2 separate regions of the Homo sapiens genome follow, and region 2 is linked to region 1. A link is a contact called in ENCODE Hi-C or POLR2A ChIA-PET data. All regions are on one chromosome and are shown on one strand. Each heading gives the region's core, a stretch centred on a gene start or an enhancer-like site at or near the end of the contact. The rest is flanking DNA. Distances are from core to core; before and after follow the strand shown. Region 1 overlaps NFIA (nuclear factor I A). Region 2 overlaps NFIA (nuclear factor I A).

Region 1 (2,700 bases), core at 11-2,510:
ATCCTACTCGCTCTTGGGCCAAGCAGTCGCCACACAAGCGGTTCTCCTCGCCAGGGTGAGTGCATCAGAAGAGAGGCTGCACTGTTCAGGAGCCACAGCAAGGAGGGTCCATCCCCGGCTCTCTCTTAAGTTCTTGGCACAGGGGCAGGCGCTTTCCATGTGCCCTAAGAGCCTGTGTCTGTGTCTTCCTGTCTCCTTACCGGAAAAACTAAAGGCAACACATCTTGTAAAGTGCCCCTCCCTCCCGAAAACACTTCAGTGAAAGTTAGTATCTACTGTGTATATATTTGCATCAAGTTATACCGTTAAGAAAACTAAAATTACGAGTAAAGGAATTAGAGAGCAGAAAGTAACCTTTACAATTTCATAATCCTGTGTTCATTCATAATGTAAAAGACTTAGAAAGGTACCCATTTGGACTCTTGGGAATAGGAAAATCCCAAAACCATAGTTTACTATTTTCAAAGGAGTTTCAATATGGGCAAAAATCAAGAATACTGTTCTTCAGGCTAAGTTTATATCCTGAAATATGCTTCTTGTAAGAAATAATTTTAAAATGTGGAATCTAAAATTAAGCAAAAATAACATACAGTATGTTCAGCTTTGAAATTTGCCGGGACTCAGCCAAGTTTACCATAAACAGAAGGCAGAATTGTCTATTTTTAACTTTACAGCCCTTGGGTGATTAAAATTTTGAGCCATAATAAACAACTTTTTTCTTCTTTGCAACATAATTTCTCATTTGAAATTGCAGTCTTTTTAGTTGTTTAGGAGATATGGATTGAGCACTTCATGTTTTTAAATTCTTTCTTAAATGGAAATTTCTTGCAGAGACTAAATGCATGCATTAGCATGCCAAAAGCACAATTTTTTTTTTTTAAGGAAAGAAAAGGAAAAAAAACTCACTAAGGCCCAAAACTGAATTGCCTTCTCTTCTTTCTATTTTAACTGTTTACCAATTAGCACCTTTGGCCAGCTGCATTTTAGGAGAACATAGTAACAGATCCGCCATTCTGTTCCTGTAAGTAGAATGGCCGCAAACACCTCACCATCACGGGGGCAGATTATTGGGCAATTTGGCATGTTTGCATACCTATTATGTCAGCAGAAACTGTATCTTCCCACCAGGAAAGACAGTTGCATATGCAATAAACCAATAGCCTTTGACATGTCAGTTAATTACATCAGTTAGCCACTATCTCCTGAGCATGATCGCTGTGTTAATGAAACTATTTTGGTGTGGAAATGAAACAGGTCAAGACAAGTAGATCAGGAAATAGAAGGGATTTAGGGTCATATAGAAAGTCAATGTGCTGAGTCACACAGAACTTAACCTTGGCCTTCAGAAAGGATATAAAATTTTTCCCTCTGCTGTGAGTAATGTTAGTATTCCTTTTTCTTGGCATCACTTCGTGCTAAATAGCTCAAAACTCTTTAGAAATTATCAAGTTTAACAGTATTGCCTCCCCTTCAAGGGCTGTTAACAATCGAGTTATTGGAGATAAACCAAAGACCAGTATTATAGGCGCTGACTTTAAAAGACATGGTTTTTTTTCCCCCTGAGTAAAGGGGACCAGTCAAAGATGATGCCCGGTTTCTGGTTTGGACGACAGGGTTAAGAATGGTGACAGCTACTTGTTTTGAAACAAGATGAGCAGATGTATTGGAAAAACAGATCAGATATTGCAAGGAGATGTTAACTTGGGTTTCTGTTGTTTTTTTCATGCTGAGCAGGGGTTTGAGGCTCTAGAGAAGGACTTAACTCCTTCTTCGATCTTGTAGCACATCAGAGACTATCCCACCCCTACTTTCACCAGACACTTAAATATTTAAGCTTGTTACTGAGGTCATTCTAAGAAATCTCTTCTTCAATTTTACAGACATGCCTTCTTCAACTGCCCGTCACATAATATGATTTCCCAATTCATTGGCATCGAGTCTCCATTCTGTTGGCGTTCCTCTTAGCATTCTGTGCCCAAAACTGGGCAAAAAAAAAAAAAAAAAAAAAAACCCAGCTGTGGTTAGACCACAGCCCAACTACAGCACCAGCTTTTTGAATGGCAATGTCACACTGCTGGCCCCTGTTAATCTTGTGGTCACCATACACTCTTGGGTTAGCTGTCAAATTAGGGTTTCTCCACCCTGCTTTTGTATAATGAAGTTTCTAATCCTAAATGCAGGATGCCCCATTCTGAGCCTGTTTGTATTTAACAGAAAATAGGGATTTTCGTCCCATTTTTATCTTACCAATTCACTCCCCAACTGTGCCAGAATGCCCAGAGGTAATAGCCTTTTGGAAGGAGCTTTCCCATGCTACATTCCAGCAGGGTAAAACAATCTGAAAATGTTCTTGCCCCTTTTATCACTGAGTTCTCCATATCCCAGGCTATTTTATAAATAGAATTTTTCCCTACAGAAAATATGTAAAGCCATTGCGAAGAGAAAACTTTTCTACACATAGAAAACATGATAATTTCTCATTAGTTTTGGAACAATACAGGTCTACTCTAAGTTGTTTCTTATTCTGGAGTACAAAATTTGCATTTTATAATGTAAATTGGGACACTGTATACTAGCTTTCTCCTACCCATTGCCTCCCCCCGCCCCCGCCCGCCAAAAAAAAAAAAAATACAGCCAGATATTTACCAACATCCTGGAGGCAGTAAACAATTTCGGTTTTTCTGCAGGCAGTAGCATGGA
Region 2 (2,700 bases), core at 13-2,512, 42 kb before region 1:
TCATAGAAGTAACTTTAAACTCCTCTGTTTTCTTTCAGTTCCTTCCTTCGTGTTCATGTGCAAATTATACCTTACTCTCCAGGTTGCATTTTACCATTTTCCTCTCGTTTCTCTAAGAAAGCTCCCCAAAGTGACAATGCTTTTTTAAAAGGGGCCAGTATGAAGTTCCTCTGAGTTCCTGCTCTCTTGGAGCACGGCTCCTATCACACAATAATGTGTTATTTTGTTGAATTTTGGCATCCTTCTAGCTTGTTTGGTCAGAAGCCAAAAAATTAGAGTGTGTCGGTCCACCAGTTTCTCAGCAGAGAAGCTCTCTTCTCACCCAGCGAGTGTGCTGTACCCTTGGCCTCTGGCCAAGAAGGGAAATCCATTTTACATAAAGAATGCACAAAGCTCAAGTGCTCAGAGACTTTTTACCTACTAAAATAACTTTATGGACAAATGCCAGTCTGCTAGACACATTCAGCAAGAACATTTGGCATGCAAAACAAGGTAAAGTACTCTGTGGAGGTAGCAAGTTTTTTAGAAACAAGGAAATGGCTGTGCGTGCCCTCGTGGCATGTCACGTGGCTTGGCACTGCCGGCTGATTGGCTGCGGCCGAGTAAATACAGCCGCCATGTAAGGAGCGGAACGTCGCCCTTCACTGGCTCCTTAAAATGGCGGCCTGAACCCACACCAGGAGAAGCAAGCCGAGTCCCATTCTCAGTTTCCCCTCTGAAGTTTTTTGTTTTTTGTTTTGTTTTGTTTTTTTGGGTTTTTTTTTTTTTTTTTGGTTTTTTTTCCCCCCCCCATAAACCTTACGGATCTGAGTAGAAACAGATTTCTCACAACTTGCTTCTCCGGCTCAATTTCACAGTTCGGCATACACTCAGGCACTGTCAAAAGCTTGACAATGTTCCAGGGAAAATATTAACCGTAAACTTTCCAAGAGGAATTAAAGGAGCAGGCAGAAATGTCAGGACGTCCTCTCTTTTGAAAGCACATCCCAAGTTTGCGCACGTGTACGTTTTGGAGAGAAGCACATGCAGCAAGCTCAAATGACATCCAGTATGGTCCCACTTTACCATGTCACGGTGGAAAGGGAAGGGGAAAAAAAGGACATATCCTCTTTGGCTAAAAGGCACGGAGGTCTCTCCCTCTCCCTCTCAGGCCTGACCAGTTGAACACTGCACACTCTGATGTATAAATATTTGCCTCTGGCTAAAGTTCAAGCAGCCCTGTGTGGCTGCCAGACACAACAGAAAACCAACATCCAAGGGAAAGTGTTTACTGCAGTGGGGGCCAAAGGAGCAAGTGCCAGCAAAAGATCACATCTGATTGGCCAGGCATGTCTGTGGTGTTACCATAAAGCACCTGGCCACTGGCCACTGGTCGCTGGGGTGTTCCCACCCTTTTAGTGATGGTTATGTTCTTTAATGCACAGCCTTGCCACAGTTAACGCAAGACGAAAAGACATCCTGATGGTTTATCGGTGTTCCTCCAGAGCAAGGGGCTTGAATGAGCCAAACCACCCTGCCACCACTACTGCAAAACAAGCATTTGCTCCTTGAAACTACCTAGATAAGACCTGTGACCTTTCTGCATGGCTCCCACCTTCTGACGTGCACGCCTCCTACAAACCTCCCAATTCCCATCCCTAGGTATTCTATAATTCTGTAGTCCATAATTCTATAATTTAAGCATCTCTGAAATTCCTGCAGTAAAAGAAATTAAAAGAAACCTCTGATAGGTGGCTGCAACAAAATATTTTAAAGTAATGGATCCTCCCAAGTCTCCCTCCAAGAACCAAAATATACACTGTGCCATTTTACCAGTACTATAGTACTGAAACAGGTAGAAATAAGAGAAGCTGCCCATCAAAAGATTACGATCTCTAATTAGGATAAAGGAAGTAAATGAAAACAGGTCTTGAAAAAAATCTTTTTGGAAAACTTGCAAGTATAGTTAATGCTAAGCATGTAGCTGTCAGGGCAAAGCCTTTTCATGGTTTTCAATATTCGGGGAAAAGGTTGACTACAATCATAAGTAATAATATTTTTAAATCACTGTCATTCATATAACATTTCTATCTTCATAAACAATAATTAAACTTTTCCCTAATGCTGCAAATGAAATGTCTCTTTTTGGCTGAACCAAAAAGCTATACAGAAAACTGGACAAAAACTTCGGGGAATATGAAGAGAAGAACTTATTTTAAGTAATTTTTTTGATATTATGGAACAATAACTTAGGTAAAGCAAGCCAAACTGTTATGATTTCATCTGTTTCAAATAAAATACACATTTGTTTAACGGAAACATTTGCTGTTTGTTGAAAATAAAGATTTTACGTCCCTACACAAATTACAGTTCTAACTTTGAAAATTCTTCAAGGTCCTGAATCTTGATTAATCTTAGGCTTAAGGATATTTCTAAAGTTGAATTTGTTGCAAAGCTAAAATCATGCATCAATTTCATTTTCAATTGTTTCTGAAACTTTTAACAACTTCATTGGTTTTGTCTAATCTAACTCTTAACCAAACATGCCACTAAGTTTGATCTGTGTTCGACCTTAGAAGCCTAGGACTTATAGTATCAAGTCCAGCTTCCAAGAGATCCCAGTGAATCATGTGCAAGGGGATCACAGAGGAATGTTCTGTTCCCAGCTGTGAACAAGACAGAATTAACTCTAAGATGCTTCCTCCTGCTGCCCTGGTGGAC

The links. A loop is a pair of places that touch in the nucleus more often than their neighbours do. ChIA-PET counts read pairs that join two places held with the same protein, here RNA polymerase II (POLR2A). Pooled maps may share reads with other maps.
Region 2: a map of gastrocnemius medialis shows a loop between it and region 1 (3-fold over the local background). The contact joins two enhancer-like sites. A Hi-C loop is called at or near these places in 10 of 168 maps with a recorded cell type or tissue (HepG2, aorta, endothelial cell of umbilical vein and 6 more) and 4 of 50 pooled maps. POLR2A ChIA-PET finds 5 or more read pairs at or near these places in 9 of 52 experiments (A673, B cell, HepG2 and 4 more).

What each region holds. Positions count from the first base shown.
Region 1 is chr1:61,140,276-61,142,975 of GRCh38, reverse strand. The region is part of intron 2 of NFIA (nuclear factor I A); the gene reads right to left. Among named protein-coding and RNA genes, the nearest start is that of NFIA, 59 kb to the right of the region's middle. RefSeq lists a cis regulatory region at 1,312-1,322 and an enhancer at 1,245-1,389. Within about 2 kb of position 1,260, at least 11 of the 41 ENCODE cell types and tissues checked have a DNase peak (open chromatin) inside an H3K27ac peak, as active enhancers do; they include endothelial cell of umbilical vein and gastrocnemius medialis, where a contact is called at or near this core.
Region 2 is chr1:61,182,198-61,184,897 of GRCh38, reverse strand. The region is part of intron 2 of NFIA (nuclear factor I A); the gene reads right to left. Among named protein-coding and RNA genes, the nearest start is that of NFIA-AS1, 70 kb to the left of the region's middle. Within about 2 kb of position 1,262, at least 29 of the 41 ENCODE cell types and tissues checked have a DNase peak (open chromatin) inside an H3K27ac peak, as active enhancers do; they include endothelial cell of umbilical vein and gastrocnemius medialis, where a contact is called at or near this core.